Linked DNA regions of Homo sapiens: region 1 is linked to region 2. Evidence: chromatin loops called from intact Hi-C (ENCODE). Cell type or tissue: heart right ventricle. All regions are shown on one strand. Each heading gives the region's core, and the rest is flanking DNA. Links, peaks and the distances in the headings are about the cores only. Region 1 overlaps WDR7 (WD repeat domain 7). Region 2 overlaps FECH (ferrochelatase).

Region 1 (11,340 bases), core at 1,807-9,806, 690 kb after region 2:
ATGTTTAAGAACTTAAAGCATGAAGGAGTCTGTGGATTTCTATTTCAAGGACAGCTAAGTTGGCTGGAACTCTATAACTCTAGAGGAGAACTGCAGAAAATGAAGCAGGAGAGGCAGGAAAGGGCCAGATCATATATGATTCTGTAGGTCATATGCACATTCCAATTTATATCCCACAAACAGTGGGAAGGTATGCAAGATGGGTTTTAAACTACAGAATAGCTTAATTAGATTTAGGGTTTCAAAAATCCACTGTAAGCATAGTATAAAGAATATTAGAAGTGGGGTGATCACTTGAGGGGTACTGTAGAAATCAAGATGAGAGATTACAGTGGATTTGGTTTTGTGATGTTAAACAGAAGACACGGGAAGTGGAGAGCTTTACAATACACGATGAGGTCTGAGAAGATGGAAATATGGCAGAAAGATTTGAGATATCATATCCTAAGTTCTTTTAAAAATTACTGATGAAAACAAAACAGAACAAAACAACCCTGGTAACAAAAGTAGATACAGCCTTTCCAGAAGCTGACTTTAAAAAACTTCTGGAGGACACGACTTTATAGTATACACTTTAAATTCCATTGTTTAGCTGTGCTGAAAGGCACAAAAAAATCTGGATGTTGGCAAGAAGACCTAGTTGAGTCTAAGAAATGGAAATTATAGGATATTATAAAGAATCTAATAATTTAAAAAGAACTGAGTGAGAAAGTGGCTTAACGTATGTAAGGGAAAAAGGAGGATTGGTTATCTAGAAAACTAAGATGGTAACACCAGAGTATTACTTACTTGGATTCCTAAAATGTTTGGTGCAATTATGAGTATAAAAAAGATTTCTTCTTGTTGCTGTTATGGTTTCTTAGCTTCCGCACATCACACTTTATTCTTTTTCTTTTTTTAAAGTTAGTTCTGGATGTTTGCCATTCACTTTTAGGTAGTGTACAGAAAGGAAAAATCGAAAAGGAGTCCACAGATAATAGATTTATCTTTAAAACTATTCTAATTGCTCACGTAAAAGTTTAGTTATGAAACATTTTCTTAATTTGTTGAATTTTGTATAGGATATTTCAGATCACATGCAGGTTGATTAATAATGATGCCCCTCCAATGTTACAAATTATTTTGTCATGATAAATCATATTTTGTGAATTATATTTCTTATAAAATATTTTAAATTAATAATTAAAATATCTTCTAGTCTGATACCAAAGTATGCATTTCTCTCTCTTCATGGAAAGTTTTAGTTTTTTAAAGACAGAGAGGAAATGTCAGTAAAAAGTATTAGCAGGTATATGCTATTACAGATTCAAAGTGTGACACCAATCTGTGATAGCTATGGTAACTAAAGGGGGAAAAAAACCACCTAAATGCGTAACCATACTAAGAAGAAAAAAAAATCAATAATCATTGCCTCTGTGTTTAGAAGAACCTTAATTCTAGAAAAAGTGATATTTAACATTTTGATAATCTGTATCTCAGGATATGCATTTAAAACCAACTTTGTTTATGTATAAGAACAGGCACAAGGAGGAAAAGCTCTGTGGCACAGCATCTAGATTCACATACTATATATTTTACTCTTTACATAGTATTCTTGAAACAGGAAGCAAACCAAGCTCCCCTCCCCCATGTCTCAGCAAGAGCATGCTCCATAACAATAGTTCAAAGGAAAGCTCTATTCTGCAGTTGCACTGATTGTTCTGTCAGCTGACCTCTGCAGAAGGGAATTGCTAACCGCTGCCTTGCTCCTTAGCTGACAAATGAATGATCGCAGCTCCATCTATTTTCACTATGGCTGCCTCTAGCCCAGGTGCTCAGACAGAGAGCCTGGTGTGACATCTTAGATCAAGATGAATTGGCACAAACTCCTGATTCAAGATTGTTTTATACCATTTAATTTAGTTTCTTCCCCTGCTTGGATGAGCACAGCTCTGGTTATGGATTTCTATTCTAATGTACTGAAGCAGGCCCTGAAAGAAGCCAATGAAGCAGCTGCTGGAGCACGGGACTGCAGGGATACTGATCAATAGGCAAGGCATTGACCCCAGCCGTTCAGCCTCTGCAATGGCCACTGCTTGAAGCGGGAGGGGGCACAGAAGCACATATGGGCTGCTTCCAGTAGGAAATTAAACAACAGGGGCATTTGGTGAGCTCCGCCTCCATCCCTGGTCCCCCACCTTCTTTATGTTCCTTTTGTTTAATTGCCTCAATTTTGTCTTAACTCCCACTCCAGGGGAAGGAATTAAGACTTTAGGGAAGTTTTAACAGTGTACTTTCAAACAATCATTTGTAAATTTTATCCCTAAGCTAATGGAAAGAATTGTAACAGGTACCCTCTGCTAAGTGGCCAAAATATGAAATCTTAATTAGCTGTCAAGTACATCACTTGGTGTAGTTTAAAGGTTGGCATGTACATAGGCTCATAAGAACACCGCCCAACTGGCAATTAACACTACTGATGCTGAAATTCTACAGTATGTAATTTTTATCAGTATTCAAATCTAAAAAGATGATAGCCCTTCATTAACAAGGAAAGAGGTAAAAAAGAACAAGGAAAGGAGTCCCTAAAGGAGACACTGACTGATTAGTGTTTCTATAAGGGAGAGATGCCCATCCTGCTACTGTTCTAAAAATAACACAGCAATTTCTCATTCCTATAATTTTTCAAATTTGGAAATATCTTTAAATTATTGGCTTGCCTGTACTTTCTGTTAACAGAAGAAATATGTAACTAGTTGCAATGTTTTCCTACAAATAAAATGACAACCAAATGGAAGATTTTGAGATATTAAAAATAAAATAATTCTGTAAAAGTAAACCTTTCTACAGTTTCATTTGTCTCATGAAAATTTGGTATTTTTTTTCCAGAGACATGCCTCCATTTAATCATGCTAAGGGGTGACATGGAGATCCATTTTCTTGACAGGACGGTTGATCACCCTATCACAGTAAGAAAATTAATACCTTCAACTAGCCCTGTGTGGAAAAGAGAAGCTATATGCGATGGTAAAGGACATTAATGTTCTACATTTTAAGTTGCAAACAGAATACATGTTCTGTGTGAAAATGATACGTGGTCTCATTATTGGGTTACTTATAACAAAATATGAGGCTTTAATTTTGATTAAAACAACAATTTACTTGACAGAGTGTTCTTCAAATGTACGTAATTGTCTTCAGATTTAGCATAATTGACTCTAGATTTACACAAACTGGAGTAAACACTTTACTTACAGCTTAACTAGAATACAGGTAAAATATTTGAGAAGTTTAAGCTATTTAAAGGGCTATGAGGTATTGATTACTTCATTTAAAAAGCAGTCAGAGAGTGCAACCAAGAGGTCAAGATAAATTTAACAGTTTGAAGCACTTTACTAAATAACTCTAAAGATCATGTTAATTGGCTTTGTGCAGTGCTAGGGTAAAATTAATTTTATCCTGGCTTACAATAAAAGGATTAAAAGACATATTAAGTTCTTCAGTTTTAACTGGAATAGGAATCAATGGATTTGAATTAAGGCTAAAGGCGGTTTTATGAGAGATGGACTACTAGCAGATACTTTATATGTGCTATTGAGCCATATATTGATGGGGCTTTATTATTGCATTAGGTATTAAAACCTTAGATAAGTAGATACCACCAATTTACTACTCCGAGAATACTTTCAGAACTGTGCTTTGACCTGAAAAAACTGTTCTTAAACATTCAATTCTTTATTTAGAAATGAGTGTCATAATACTTGTTACAGCTGACATATATAAGTAAATTTCTAGTAAAAATTAAAATAATGCGGTTGAATTCAGTCAGAACTCCCGTCAAGATAATAACCATATTGAAAACATAAACTATAAAATAAACATGTCATTAGGATTTTTTTAACCCAACACATTATATTAAGATTTGTGTTAACATAACAATTTTATGCCAGAAATTTCTGGCACAAGATGGAGTCCAAACGAAATTCACAATGATACAAATATTGTCTAAATTTAGTATAAATTGCAATATACCCTAAAAACCTTTTGAAAGGTCAGAAATGTCTATTGGTTCATGATAAATAAAAATAAACAATAAAAGTGTTTCTTTACTTTTAAATATTTAATAATATGTTTGAGAATCATACGTGTACAAAGATAATTTGGTTTTACTATTTGCTGCCTCCAAAGTGAAAAATACAATTTGCATTTAATAAGACATAGTTTTAAAAATAACCGTGACTTTGTAAGACTTTACATAAATGACTAGAAAAACAGTGAGCTGTAAGATCTCACAGCAGAAAACTAAATGGCAACATGTAGAGACTAAAATAATTTGGATTAAGCTAGAAAATACTTTCTATTATGGTTTTTTAGAGCCTTGTTTTATTTGTAATAAAGTGTATTTGCTAATATTAGATTTTGATTAATTATTAAAGAGCAAGAGCAAACTTAGCAAAGTGAACTTTGTTAATACTGACATTCTGGAGAACAAGCGAACTTTCAGACTTAAGACACGATTTACTATGTACAATGTCTGCATATAGTCAAAATAAATAGTCTGAGCACATCATTCAGAGCCCTACAAATGTTAGTCAATAAAGCTGCAAAAGATTTCTATTTTCAGACCAGTAAAATATTCTTCTAAAATTTTCATTTTATTTCTATTTTCTCAGTCCCAAGGATATTTTAAATGTGATATGGCATTATCAGCACACACTGACTATAAAAAGCATATATAAAACTGTATACTGTATTGAGTTTAAAACAATACATGATAGTGAAATGTGTCCAATCAAAATATATTTCAAACTAGATCTTCAAAAGTGAGTTACATTCAAATTGTCTTTAGATGTACTTTAATCAAAATAACTTTACCTTTCTCCTGACTACTATCCAAATTGAGGCTGGGCATGGTGGCTCACACCTCTAATTCCAGTACTTTGGAAGCTGAGGCAGGAAGATTGCTTCAGCCCAGGAGTTCAAGGTCAACCTGGGCAACAGAGCAAGACCCCATCTCTAAATTAATTAATTAATTGATACACCTGGCTGCCTAATGGAATATTAACAATTTTTAAGATCTATCTTTTTAATTATCATTGTATGCTGGTAATCAAATATGTTAATTCTATATTTACATACATAAATACATTGCATGTACATAATTATACATCTACACATAAGTATATAGCATTCTTAGTGAAGGTACCAAGACATGATACCTAAGCAAGCTAGAACTACACTTTTGAGATTTTTTTAAAACATGTTTTAGAATTATAATGAGAAAAATGTTGGCCCTCAGTGGAGTTTTCACAGTGTAAATAAGTTGTTTCCATATATGTATGGCTCAAACATTTTCCATACCTACTTGTTATTCTTAGGGTTGCTTAAAGTAGGGATAAAGTACAATACCATAAAAATGTCAAATTTTATCAGATATATAACAATAGTCTTTCAAAATAGCTTGCTAACAATAGGAAAAAAATCTTAAAAACAAACAAAAATCTGTTAATATTCATTTTTAAAACACTTTGGCTTTAAAAGAACTTAAAATGCTACATAAGTCATCCAATGTACCCCAAGTCTTTGAAGTCAAATACTTCAAAGCTAAATTTGTTAAATGGGAACACACAAAGACATAGATTGGTGATAATCCAGCTTGGGAGAAAGGACCCAAGATCTCGCTGTCCTGGTGGTGAATCCAGGTTTCATAGGCTCATGTGGAGGATGTATGTTGTGGATCCATGCCATTGTAAATGTATGTAATTAAGTTCTTTTCCTAAACCAAATGTGTTTATATGAATATTATATATTATTTTCATTTGTTGGCATAACTTAGAGCTCTGCAATTTCTACAAAATATGTCAAATAAATTTTAGTGATACAAAAAAATAAAATTGTACATGGTTGTATGGCCAACATGTAAATTTCAACCTGTGCACCTAAAGTAAATAAAATAAAGTTTTTAAGTTTTCTGTGTCTTCTTCTTTGCCTCCTATCAAGAAAATGAACTGATTAAAAATGGCTGTCATAGGGCACTTCCACATTTACTTTCAAATTTTCACATTATTATCAAAGCTACTGTGTGTATAGCTAATCTTGTGTTAGCGGCATAGATTTTCCCCCACTGTATTAAACACATATTTGAGTTACTTTGTGACACATCTGCCAATGTTTTCCTCACATCTACTGACAGAACATATGGAATTTGCTCCCCAAATCTAAGAGGCTTTTGCTGCTGGTGTTGCTGCTGTGTTACTTCCCCACTCACTTGAAAACTGAAGTAAACAAACATGCTATTAATTTGTATGTATGCACGATAGCCCCCTGCTGGAACACAATAGGTTCTGCAAATGCATATTTCTTTCTGCAGCTGCTGATTAAGCCATTCTGAAATAATGCCTCTTGTATACACATGTATTACATGTGTGTGCAGTTGACAAAATAGACAAAGCTATTTTCCATTAAATCAGATAAATGCAAAATATATGACCACTCTAAAATGATTTTCTTTTTCAAAGAAATAATCACTCCTCTGAAGGTGTGTCAATTATTTTGATAATTATAAATCTTAAGCTTTGAGGGCAATTCACATGTTTTTCAAGTAATTCATGAAACAATTTCTTATTTTTCACAAAGATCCTGTCCTATACCTATTTTCCTACCATCTGCATCATCTTATATTTCCCTTTATTCTCTACCTGAATAACAAGTTAATTTTTTTCTTTGCCTTTACTATTAGGGCAAACATTCTCAGTTTGAAAGGAAATTGAGATTTTAGTAATCCCAAGTATCTAAGGCAGCTAAGTAATCAGAAGTCTTATAGGTAAAAACTATCTCCAAAAACGTCTAACTTTTTTGCTTCAATTGACCTTTCAAAGGTGAATCTGATACACATGGCAAATTTAAGAAACTACAAATTGTAACACTGAGACCATTATTCGCATTTCCATGAGAAAAGGAATATTTCAGAAACACAGTGGGTAGTGACTTGTAAAATTATACAAATCTGAAAACACAGCATATCATTCTCAGATATTTTCTCATACAGTTACTACTTAGAAAAAGAAACTCTGGCAATGAGATTTACTTATAAAAATAGCGGGGTAGACATGGTACGTTTCTGTAAAAGATCAAATAGAAAACATGAGACAACATTTGGTGGACTGGTAGAATACCTCCTATGAAGATTTTATATCTGTGCATTTCAGCATAGTAAGAAATAAATAAACCTAAGGTCATTTTTATTTATAAAATGACAAATCATTTACTGGATTCACTTAAAACATATTTTCACCTGGGTCATTACCAACTCAGTGATATAAAACTGAGATGAAAAAGGCCTTGCTCTACTTCTGAGCCATTAACAAGTACATCTGTTCATTTATAAGGAGTATCTGTAGTATTCATTTTTTTAAATTATATCGCAATAATAAAACAATGACATGTGACTAAAAGTGACCATTTTTTAAAGGTTCGTTTGGAGTAAATTAGAACCTCTAAAGGATCTCTAGCTTTGAAAAATGATCACCTTATTTTACGTTATTTTTTCTTCTGCTTTCTTTACTGTAAGTGAGATGTTAAGTAGAAATAAAGGAGCATAGTTAGGGGCAACATAGTATCTTGGAAATTAATGCCCACACCTTTGTGGTACCTAGTTGTTATTTGGCAAATTTTTTTCATAGACCTTTTTCTATATACATAATTTCTTTTACTATATACCTTTTCAAATGAGCATATAGAGATATAAAAATGTACTAATATTCTCTTTCCTGTAACTACTTTATAGGATTTCCTATTATCTAGTTAATTTCATTTCGAATTTGGCTCTGAGTTGCCTCTGTTGCAAATATCAGACTGAAACAGCTTTCAGTCCTTGAATTTTTTGCACAATTATTCCAATGTTTAACTTAGCACATATGCCTAGAGATACTGAATATCTAACTCATTCATGTATTACAACTATGGATTTGGAAATGCTACTACTCCTGAAATAAACAGTAGGGGAAAAGTTTAATGTTTGCCTAGATATGTATGTAGTCAGATACTCAGGTTTATAAGATGTCATGCCATTTTTCCAAAACTAATTTTAAAACAAATCTGTTTCTGCTATGATACAACATAATCGTTTCCTCAAAATCCTCCCTATCTATCTCCCTCCCAATGATTTGAATCATTAGGTTACTCTGGAATTGTGAAGAGACGGCTTTCTAATCTCTAGTCTTTTATTAAGACAGAGATAACAGCATATGTAAAAACCTGGAAAATATATATGTATTGATGTTTGGTAAACATACATCCTCAAGATGGCTATTATTGTACTTAAACTGCTCTGAGATTTTTAAAAAAATTTTATGCTGGGCGTGCTGACTCATGCCTGTAATCCCAGCACTTTAGGAGGCCAAGGCAGGCAGATGGCTTGAGCTCAGGAGTTCGAGACCAGCCTAGGCAACATGGTGAAACCACATTTCTACTAAAAATACAAAAGAAATAAAAAAAATTAGCCAGGTGTGGTGGTGAGTGCCTGCAGTCTCAGCTGCTCAGGAGGCTGAGATGGGAGAATCGCTTGAGCCCAGGGGGCGGAGGTTGCAGTGAGCTGTTATTGTGCCACTGCACTCCAGCCTGGGCAACAGAGTGAGACCCTGCCTCAAAAATAAATAAATAAATAAATAAATAAATAAGTAAGTAAATAAAGTTGTTGCATAATAGATGTACATATTTTCAGGGTATATGTGGTAATTTAATACATTCATGTAATTTGTAAAGATCAAATGAGTGTAACTGGGATATTCATCACCTTAAATATTTGTCTTTTCTTTATGCTAGAAATGCTCAGATTCTTCTCTTCCAGTTATTTCAAAATATACAATAGGCTCTGAGACTCTCTGGCAGGACAAAAAAAGGAACATAAAGTCAAGAGGAGATAAACTTTACTGAAAACTCCTACCACCACTGCCATAAAATCACCAGTGTCAGTGTCACGAATATTTTGCCATATAAGAGCTGAACACAGACAAAAGCAATCCAAAGCAAGAATTTAATATGTGCTTATCATTTCTCTGAAACATAATTTCTCCTATTAGCAAAAGAAAAAATAATTTATCTAATACTTAATCCAATGTTTTTGATTTCTAAAAAATACTCAATAAGAAATAGTATTTACTCATAGAAAAAAAATCTTTCGAAATATGTTAAAGATAAAAAGTTCCTCCATTTTAAAAACATCAACAAAAAAACTGAAGTCCACCTTTTACTTAAGGTGATTCATATACCTCCTAATACTGTATTTGTTATAATGACATAATTATATGCCTACTACAATCACTTTCCAGATTCATTAAAAAAAAACAGAAAAACTATTAAGATTTAAAAAAACAAAAAACATATTGGAAGCTGAGTGTGTAAAGCATCTCTTAGGTCCAAGGTAAGATGACTGGCTGAATTTTAAAATTTTAGAGAAAAAAGGAGATTACAGAGCTGCTCTTTTAATCAGAACAACAGATATTTTATAGATAAGGAAAGTTAAGTATGTGAAGTGTTCAAGCCACAAGGTGAAGGGCACAAACAGAGTGGGCATTCCTGGCAACATCATTCTGGATGGATCACCAGAATCTTCACTGACCTACAATCTCAGTGTTTACTGCATAGAAATTAGTTAATATTTGATGCCTATGCCAACATGAATCTCTATTATGTATCTTCAAATCTTGTATAGTTTTAAATGTTCCTTAAAAAATAATAAGCAAGCAAAATTTATAATTAGAAAAAAGTCTTAAAAAAAGTTTTGGACCATGGTATCTAATGTTATATATATTTAGTACAAAGCTATCTAAAAAATGTAGAAAATGCCAGAAGAGATATTCTATCAAGCATATGAACTACATTAAATTGTTTTTATATGAAAGATAAATATGAAATACTGAAACATACCAAAAACAAAGTACTGAGCATCAATGCATTACCATACAGAAATCAAATACTTAAATGATTTAACAGAATAAAATCAGCATGCCTTCCACAGAAACATCAACCATTTCCACAGAAGAAAAATTTCTCCAAATACAATATATGGTCAATAACACTAATTCAAAATATGAATTAAACATTAATTTCTCTACATAAACCTTCCTGTAAGTTGTCTACTATAAACATGCATGTACAAATATTTTCAAAAGTCACATACTGCACCTCAGAATACTGCAAATAAATTCATAATCATTTCTGAAGTTTACTGTGTAATATCAAACAATAGCTAAGAATCAACATAAGGGTTAAGACAATCATTTTCTACTGCATACTAGTGCTATTCTAAGCCGATAGTGTGTTTAAATCCACACCAATGAAATCAATACAGCACTGTTGTATTCAAGGTGAGACCAAATAAACCTGTCTGAAGCTTTGAGAAATAGGCTTTGCAGTATACTTTGAGTGCTAAATGCCTTTCAGTCCAGAGATGTCATTAAATAATCATTAGCCATCATTCACTCTTCCTAAAAAGCTTAACACCTAAACTTGTTCAGCATCCACTACAACATTAGTATAGACTACCAAGTAAGTACTTATTAGCACTTAGAGATGTTTCAACCACTCTTTTTAAACATGTATCACTTTTTCAAAAAAGACTGCAAAATATTAATACATATTTACCGCTGGATTAGAGTGCATTGGATACAAATGATTAGTAAAAAGGATATCAATGTAATGATCGGTCTTGTTTGGATAACATGGCATAACCTCACAGAGCTACAATCAACTCTTTCCTGGTTAATCTATCAAAATAAAACCCAGTGTCTTTCTTCTCATTGAGTATCATATATTATTCAGTACCACATATATGTCAAATGAAATTAAGTTAATAATGATAGAGAATTCATCAGGAGGCAATCTTGGCTTTGATCCTGAATGTATTTTAAAATAATGCTTCCTTTATCAATGCTATTCATATCTCAATTTCAATATATGATCATCTCAATTGCTGAATATCTACTATAATGGACCCTGCATTATTTTAGATATCATGAAGTAGAGAGACAAAATTAAGATATATTTATCTTCTATTACCCGAGAGGTTAAATACATAACACAGAATGATCTTTATTTAGTAATGTTATTAGATCAAATGTATAAATTTGATGGTCACGGTAATTTTTTCTGTACTGGTAACAAGTTAATTTTTGTATGCTATTATACTAATCCTCTCCATTTCAAGTTAATGTTAATGAAAATGTCATTTTCGCAAGACATTAAATTGTTCTTCATTTTTAAAAGCTCAAACAAAAATATATGGCCAGATACTTATGATCTCATTTACAGTTTTATAACATCACTTTCAATTTAATACAGATTTCAAGCTAAGTGAGAGTC
Region 2 (8,000 bases), core at 1-8,000:
GTTCTGCTAGTAGAAGTTTCTGCTTTTGAGTTATTTTAGGTAGGGGAAATATTAAGTCATTTAGATTTGATCCATTTTATTTTTCACTCCTTGAACGTTTTCTGACTCCCGGCAAAAAACCCTACTAACAACTTCTTTAGAAGCCTGGTGTCATTTAAATCTGTGACCACTAGATGGTGCTAGACATCATTGAAATCAGGCCAGCTCTCCCCAGAGCAGTGTTCCTTAGGCATGTAAAGGGTTAACACTTGGGTTGAAATCCAATTTTAAGTAAAAACTGAAAAGAAGGAGCTTACCCTTAGGGGTGGGTGTAGTTGTGGTCTCTGTGTGCACCATTGATGGCTGTGTTGCTGGGTCCAGCCAGTACTGCCTGAAGCACCAGCAGCCTGGGTTTTGCTTTGGGAGGCCTGCGATTGGAAAGGAGGGGGGTTTCAGGTCAGCATTGACATGTGGTAGCAGGGAATGGAGGGATCTGCACAGCATCTGCCTGCCCTGATCAAGTGAGTAATTAGATTTGCATTAAAATTCAGCCCTTTGAAAAGGAGGGAAGCAAAACGATGGAAAGGTCTCTTAACTGAGGAAGTCTCTGTTCATAAAATGAAAGGGAATTTTAGAGGCATTTATCTGCCCTCCTAGATGGTGTGATTGAAGGCTCTGAGAGGCTCGGTGCCTCTTTCATTCTGCAGAGAGGTTGGGAGTAGAAAATACCGCAGATGGGTTTTAGGTGATTTAAATAGCACTTCTCCTTGCCCATGGCGCCTCAGTTTTGAAGATGGCTTAGAGGCTGTTGCAAGCCATATGATTTGTGTTTTTACTTGCAGCTTTGCAAGCCGAGAAAAGAAAAACACTAGGCTTTGGATACGATATGACATTTTTGGAAACCAGAAAACAAAACCCTAAACTAAAATGAAAAATATAGTTTAAAACTACAAATTCTGTTTTGAATCCACATTTCTGCTTGGCATAGGTAGTAATTGCTCCAAATAGCCATTTTATTACTGTTTTCTCTAATATTGGTATTTATTTAGCTGTTGGGTTAATTGGAGCAAATTTATCTTCTAGGCTCCTGTATAAACCTTGCAGTGGGCCTCCTTATCTAGGCTGAGGTCCAAAAATAATCCTTTCTGAGCATCTTTAGTTTCCAAACACTGCAAAGACCAGAAAATATTGGTTTCGTTTGTATCTAATCCTGTCACATTTGCTGAGAATTTACATTATAAATTCTGAAAAGGGAACTTAACTTTAGGTACCATTTTATGCCTTAGGATATTTATTTACCAAATTTTGAGAGTTCTGGAAAGATTAATAATATCTCAATATTTATTAGGGAATAGTTTGCTTATCCCATAGTTTTCACTGACCACTGATGTATCAAAATACCAACAAGTGCAGATTTACATGTTTCTGATAAATTGTCCTTTATAATTTTTAAAAAGTTACAAAGGACCATTTAGAAATAATTTTAGATATGCAGAAAAGTTACAAGATTAAGAATAGTATAAGGAACTCTCATCTACTCTTTTACCTATATTACTGTATTATTATTATTTTGAGGCAGGGTTTCACTCTGTTGCCCAGGCTGGAGTTGAGTGGAACGATCATAGCTCACTGCAACCTTAACCTTCTGGGCCCAGGTGATCCTCCCGCCTCAGCCTGCTGAGTAGCTGGGACCACAGGCAGGTGCCATCACACCCTGCTAATTTTTAAAAATGTTGTGGAGATTAGGTCTTTCCATGTTGCTCAGGCTAGTCTTGAACTTCTGGGCTCCAGCAGTCGTCCAACCTTGGCCTCCCAAAGTGCTGGGATTACTGGCGTGAGCCACTGCGTCTGGCCTATTGATGTGTTATTAACATGTATATCCCACTTGCTTTATCATTTACACGCCCCGTGTGTGTGTATGTATGTGTGTGTGTCTGTGTTTGTATAAACATGATTTCTTTTTCTGACCCATTTGAGAATAAGTTATGCATATATCACCATCCTCTACACCTAAACACTTAAGTGTGTTTTCTAAAATCAGGAATATTCTCTTACATAACCACAATACAACATTCAACTTCAGTAAATTTAACGTCAATATTTAAACTTTTACTTAATTTACATTCATATTCTGATTTTGTCAGTTGACCCATTTGTGTCTTTTGTAGCATTTTTTTATAAGCTAAATGACAGAGAATGATTAAAGTATAAGACGAAAGAAAGCCCCTTCAGTTCTGGTATTTCAGCACCTATCGACGTGAATCAAAGTGCCGGCTAGACGAAGGGAGCTCCCTGGTCTGGTGGACAGAGATTTGGAGGGGGAGGCAGGAACCATGTTCTTTCTCAAGTTCCACAGATGTGACTGAATGGGCCCCTAAGTTTACCACATCTTTCCCGGCTCTGTGAATTTAATGGGTGTGTATCACCTGTCATCTGTTGTTGTGAAGGTTTTTATAAAAATTGACTTGATGGGGATATGAGGCTCAGAAGAAACTGTTATAAAAATAGAGCAGTATTTTCTTATTTCCCTACTATTCCTGACTAATGTATTTAATGTGGTATGCCTGAAAGCCAAACTAAGGAGGCTTTAGAAAGACCCTGTAAGCTGTTTTCCTGCTAACGGAGCAAATGAGAGGTCTTAAAACAACTCCTTCCCATCTGTGTTTCCTTTCCATCTGGAAGTGTGCCCTGTCCTTCCCGAGGGGAAGCAGATCCACAGCGCGCATTTGCAGTGAGCCATTAGCGAGCTTTAGAAGTTTCCCAGCAAATTCCCTAGGCCCCTGAAACTGTTATGATCCATTTTGATGATAAACCAATGCTGAGAGGCTGGACTGTTTGCAATTTTTTAAAAAAGAGAGTTCGGATTTTTGAGGGTTGCTCTGAGATTTTTGGTGTAGGCTTCATTTTAAAATTATTTTCTTTTTCCTTCCATTTCTTTCTTCCCTTCCTCTTTATCCTCCTTTCTTGTTACTCACTCAGTGCTTTGCAGATCATATTCTAAAGGAACTGGACCATTTTCCACTTGAGAAGAGAAGCGAGGTGGTCATTCTGTTTTCTGCTCACTCACTGCCCATGTCTGTAAGTAAGAACATTTTCTGGGATGACCTAGTGATAGAGGATTGGGTGATTTCATTTTCTAAATGTGTAAAATGGGTCCAGCTTCCATTATGTCCTAAGCCCAGTGCAAGAATGAATTCTCAAATCTCAGACTTGGTGCTAACTAGCCTCACTTCTTAAAACCTCGTAACAATGAATTCAAATTATAATGTTGTAAATAGATCTTTTCCTCTTTTCTTTTTTTTGAAACAGAGTCTTGCTGTGTCACCCAGGCTGGAGTGCAATGGTGCAGTCTCGGCTCACTGCAACCTCCACCTCATGGGCTCAAGCAGTTCTCTTGCCTCAGCCTCCCAAGTAGCTGGGATTACAGGCACCCACCACCATGCCTGGCTAATTTTTTGTATTTTTAGTAGAGACTGGGTTTCACCATGTTGGCCAGGCTGGTCTCAAACTCCTGACCTTAGGTGATCCACCCGCCCAGGCCTCCCAAAGTACTGGGATTTCAGGTGTGAGCCACCACACCCAGCTCCTCTTTTCTTTAAAATGATAACTTGAAGATATATATAAGACTTTCTAATAAGTGGGACAGTTAAGAGAAGGCTGCTTTTGCCTGCCCTGTCAGCAGAGCTCAGCTTGATGTTTCTGTGTGTTGAGTGGGGGGGTCTCCATTCAGACAAGCGCTCTCAATCCCATGCTTTTGTCCTCAGGACTTGTTAGGCAGCCATTGCAGTTTGCTAAGACTCAGGACCACATTTTTGCAAGTGAATATAGAGGATCAAGTTGGGATCTGGCTGTTCCTTAGTTCATCATATTACACTAGGCTATTCATCCAGATGCTACAATCTGTGCCATAGCTGTTGTATTGTTGGAAACAAGAATGATCAAGCTAGTGTACTGTATGATATATAGAAGCGCTTGGAATAAGCAACCAGTTTCATCTGCTCAGAACTAGCATTCTATCCTAAAACCAGTGCTTTCCAACCCAGAGAGGTGGATAATTACATCTTCACAGGGGTGATTGAGGTTTTAACAATGTCGGGAATGGAGTCAGCCTCAGTGTCTGGGCCACTCTTGTAACTGGGCCTTACCGCCCCCTGGTGGCTACTAGGGCCAAGCCTCTGCAGATTTTCCACTCATCGTCTCTGCTGGGCCTCGTGTGGACGGTAGGAGGCTCTGAAGATAAATTCCTCTCTTCTGGAAGCCTGCCTATTTTAATGGGTTTGCTTTTCCTTTTCTGGTGTCATGCAATCCTTTTCACATGTCCATCCTCCTGCCACTTCATCCTATGTAAGGTGAGACCTCGCCTGAGATGCCAGAAGGGAAGCCCTTGAACCAGCCTGGAGCAAACACATTTGCTTTGCTTTTTTTTTGAGACGGGTCTTGCTCTGTTGCCCAGGCTGGAGTGCAGTGATGCGATCACAGCTCACCGTAGCCTCCACCTCCTGGGTTCAAGCGATTCTCCTGCCACAGCCTCTTGAGTACCTGGGACCACAGGCACACGCAACCACGCCTGGCTAATTTTTTGTATTTTTAGTAGAGACGGGGTTTCCCCATGTTGCCCAGGTTGGTCTCAACCTCAAGTGAGCCACTCACCTTGGCCTCCCAAAGTGCTGGGATCACAGGCATGAGCCACCGTGCCTGGCTGAAACCCATTTTTGTATGTGGGGATTCCGGTGCTGCCTTGCCTCCTCTGACCGTGGCCTCACTTCCTTATTCTTTCACCTGGGGACGGAGCACGCTGCTTCCAGGTTTGGCTGCTGGAGCGTCCTTGTGGGACCGGGAAATGCCACAGTGTCATAAGGATAAGTCAGGTATGGGGAGGACATTGGAGAGTTGAGAAAGAACACTGATCTAGCACACTCTTCTCTTCCCCTGCGTTCCCTTCTGACAACTTTTTAAACTTTATTTTGAAGAAATTTTTAGACTTACAGAAAACTGATTAAAAGAGTACAGAGTTAAAAGAGTACATATACCCTCTACTCAGCCTCTCCCAGTGTTAACATCTTACACAACCACTGTACAGTTACCAACGCTGAGAAACCAGCGCTGGTACAATACTATTAACTGCACTCCAGGCTTCATGTGGATGCCACTTGTGTTTCCAAAAATGTCCTTTTTCTCTCCCAGGACCCAGTCCAGGGTCCCACACTGTGTGTGGCTGTGGGGTTTCCTCAGCATCCTCCAATCTGTGACAGTCCTGATACTTGGCTTGTCTTTCATCAGCTTGACTTTTTTTTTTTTTTTTTTTTTTTTTTGAGACAGGGTCTCACTCTGTCACTCAGGCTGGTGTGCTGTGGTGCAGTCACGACTCACTGCAGCCTCGACCTACCAGACTTGGGTGAGCCTCTCACCTCAGCCTCCCGAGTGACTGGGACTACAGGTGCACACCACCACACCCAGCTAATATTTGTATTTTTTGAAGAGACAGGGTTTCACCATGTTGCCCAGTCTGGTCTCGACCTCCTGGGCCCAGGTGATCCACCCACCTCAGCCTCCCAAAGCGCTGAGATTGTAGGTGTGAGGCGCCACGCCCCACCACACGTTGATATTTCTGAGGAGTCATTTTTAGGATGTCAGTTGTTTTCTGGTGCGTCCCTCCATCTGGGTTCGTCTGAAGTTTTCTCATGATTAGGTTGCGGTGATGCATCATTGGCAAGAACCCACAGGGGTGCGGGGCCCTGCTCTGTGCCTCACACCCGGGGGTCTGTGATGCCAGCGTGCTTTTCTACTGGTGATGTGATCCCTGGCCACTTGTTTAAGGGTGTGTCTGCTGTGTTGATCCATCCTAAAATTACTATTTTTCTCTTTGTAATTAAAAATATCTTGGAGGAGATACTTTAAGACAATACAGAGATTTTGTTATTTCCTAGCATCCATGGGTAGATCGTGTTTGTAGTAATTACCACATTGCTGTCCTAATGGCAACTTTGTGTTTCCTTCATTCCATCTACATTTATGCCTCCCATGGCTTTTAAACAGACCAGTAGTAATAATCATAAAATAATTTGTCAGTATATATATATAATTTTTTGTTTTCGAGATGGAGTCTTGCTCTGTCACCCAGGCTGGAGTGCACTGGTGCAATCTCGGCTCACTGCAGCTTCCGCCTCCTGAGTTCAAGTGATTCTTCTGCCTCAGCCTCCTGAGTAGCTGGAATTATAGGTGTGCGCCACCACACCAGGCTCATTTTTGTATTTTTAGTACAGACAGGGTTTCACCATGTTGGTGAGGCTGGTCTCGAACTCCTGACCTCAGGCGATCAGCCCACCTCAGCCTCCCAAAGTGCTGGGATTACAGGCGTGAGCCACTGCGCCCCATCTATCAGTATATTTCATTTCACCAATATTTATTGAGCACCTGCTATATTCCAGGCACTGTTTCCAGCCATATCATAGGATATGGGAATGAAGAAAACAGAGAAAAATCTTTGTTTGCAGAGAGTAGGGAGAAAAGATAATAAACATAATACATATGAAAATGGTATGGTAGATTAGCAGGCAATATATGTTATAGAAGAAAATAAAGCCAGGTGAGGGCTAGGGAGTCAGTACACAGTAAATATTTAAAGCATTAAAATTTGCATTGAAAATTTTCAAAGGTATTAACAAGGGATCATGTATGAAACATTTGCTGTGCACAAAGTGTTTGCCTGTTGTCCATTGTTGCAGGAAGAGTGGGGAGAGAGGAAGTGGAAGGTGCAGGTCACACTCTTGGAGGTGCCTGTAACCTGCAGTGATGTGCTGCTGCTTTCCTCCTCTAATTCCACCAGGGTTTACCATAAATCCAGCAGTTCTGTACATTGTCCATGCAGCACTGTTTCAGTTCCTGTTGTGAAATCAACTACACACATGACCACCAGGGTAGAAGTTCCCATCCTGCCCAGCTTTTCTGTGTCTTCTTCATCTATTGGATGAGGGAGAGAGAACCATCCTCTTTAGTTAGATCTTGTGAGTCCCCCATGAATAACGTGGAACATGGAATTCTCCACCCTCTTAGGGACCTTAGAGATGATTGACTGCGGTGTTTTTCTTTGGCTGATGAAGAAGTGGAACTAAGGAAGTTTGGTGATTGAACTCAGACCATATCATCATTGGTGCAGGAGACAGAAAGGGAGGGCTTTGTTCCAGGGCTCACACTGTGTCAGCACATAGTCAGAGGCTCTCGGGGCCTTCCCAGTGTTAATGGCTGAACACCCATTGTGTCTCTGCTGCAGGTGGTCAACAGAGGCGACCCATATCCTCAGGAGGTAAGCGCCACTGTCCAAAAAGTCATGGAAAGGCTGGAGTACTGCAACCCCTACCGACTGGTGTGGCAATCCAAGGTAAGTGGCTTCCACACTGGCGGGCGGCCAGCTCTTATTGGTAAAATTTATTTTATGAGTTATAAAATGGTTAGATTTGGCTCTTACACATGGTCAGGCTCTTCCATAACCTGATTGCTCACCATGGGCAGAAAGAACTCTGCAAGCGAGTAAGATAGAAGGGGAAATCAAGTGACTCGTGGAGCTCCATTGGTTTAATATTTTACCTTTAGCTGCAATGACAGAAACTGTTATTTATTTATATTGAGGCAACTTCTAGGATTCAAGTTTCCATGTGAAAATATCAAAATCCATTCAAGCAGGTGTAAAGAGTGGCTCTTGCCCGCAGTGGGCAGTGCGTGTGCCCAGGGGGGCAAACAGGGGTACTACAGACCGTCAGGAGGCATAGTCCACTTACGCATTCGTCTATCTTTCGCATAGGTTGGTCCAATGCCCTGGTTGGGTCCTCAAACAGACGAATCTATCAAAGGGCTTTGTGAGAGGGGGAGGAAGAATATCCTCTTGGTTCCGATAGCATTTACCAGTGACCATATTGAAACGCTGTATGAGCTGGACATCGAGTACTCTCAAGTTTTAGCCAAGGAGGTAAATGCACCCATCTGCCTTTTTCCCATCATGACTTGTTTTAAAAGGAAATTTTTTC

What was found. A loop is a pair of places that touch in the nucleus more often than their neighbours do. Peaks named below come from ENCODE experiments on the same cell type or tissue, not always from the same donor. Only the 100,000 strongest peaks of a DNase experiment are listed, where the experiment ranks them.
Region 1: a loop joins it to region 2, with 3 times the contacts of the local background. A loop is called at or near these places in 31 of 110 quality-filtered maps.

What each region holds. Positions count from the first base shown.
Region 1 is chr18:56,864,328-56,875,667 of GRCh38, reverse strand. All of the region lies in intron 20 of WDR7 (WD repeat domain 7), which reads right to left. Among named protein-coding and RNA genes, the nearest start is that of WDR7-OT1, 170 kb to the left of the region's middle. RefSeq lists an enhancer at 1,358-1,946. In heart right ventricle, for the core only: a CTCF peak has its summit at 6,308 (motif pointing left); no DNase peak of the experiment used is centred there.
Region 2 is chr18:57,554,202-57,562,201 of GRCh38, reverse strand. It overlaps FECH (ferrochelatase), which reads left to right. Exons shown (of 11, transcript NM_000140.5): 7 at 2,959-3,057; 8 at 7,250-7,357; 9 at 7,778-7,942. Among named protein-coding and RNA genes, the nearest start is that of FECH, 28 kb to the left of the region's middle. In heart right ventricle, for the core only: CTCF peaks have their summits at 174 (motif pointing right), 3,940 and 4,140 (motif pointing left); a DNase peak (open chromatin) is centred at 2,659.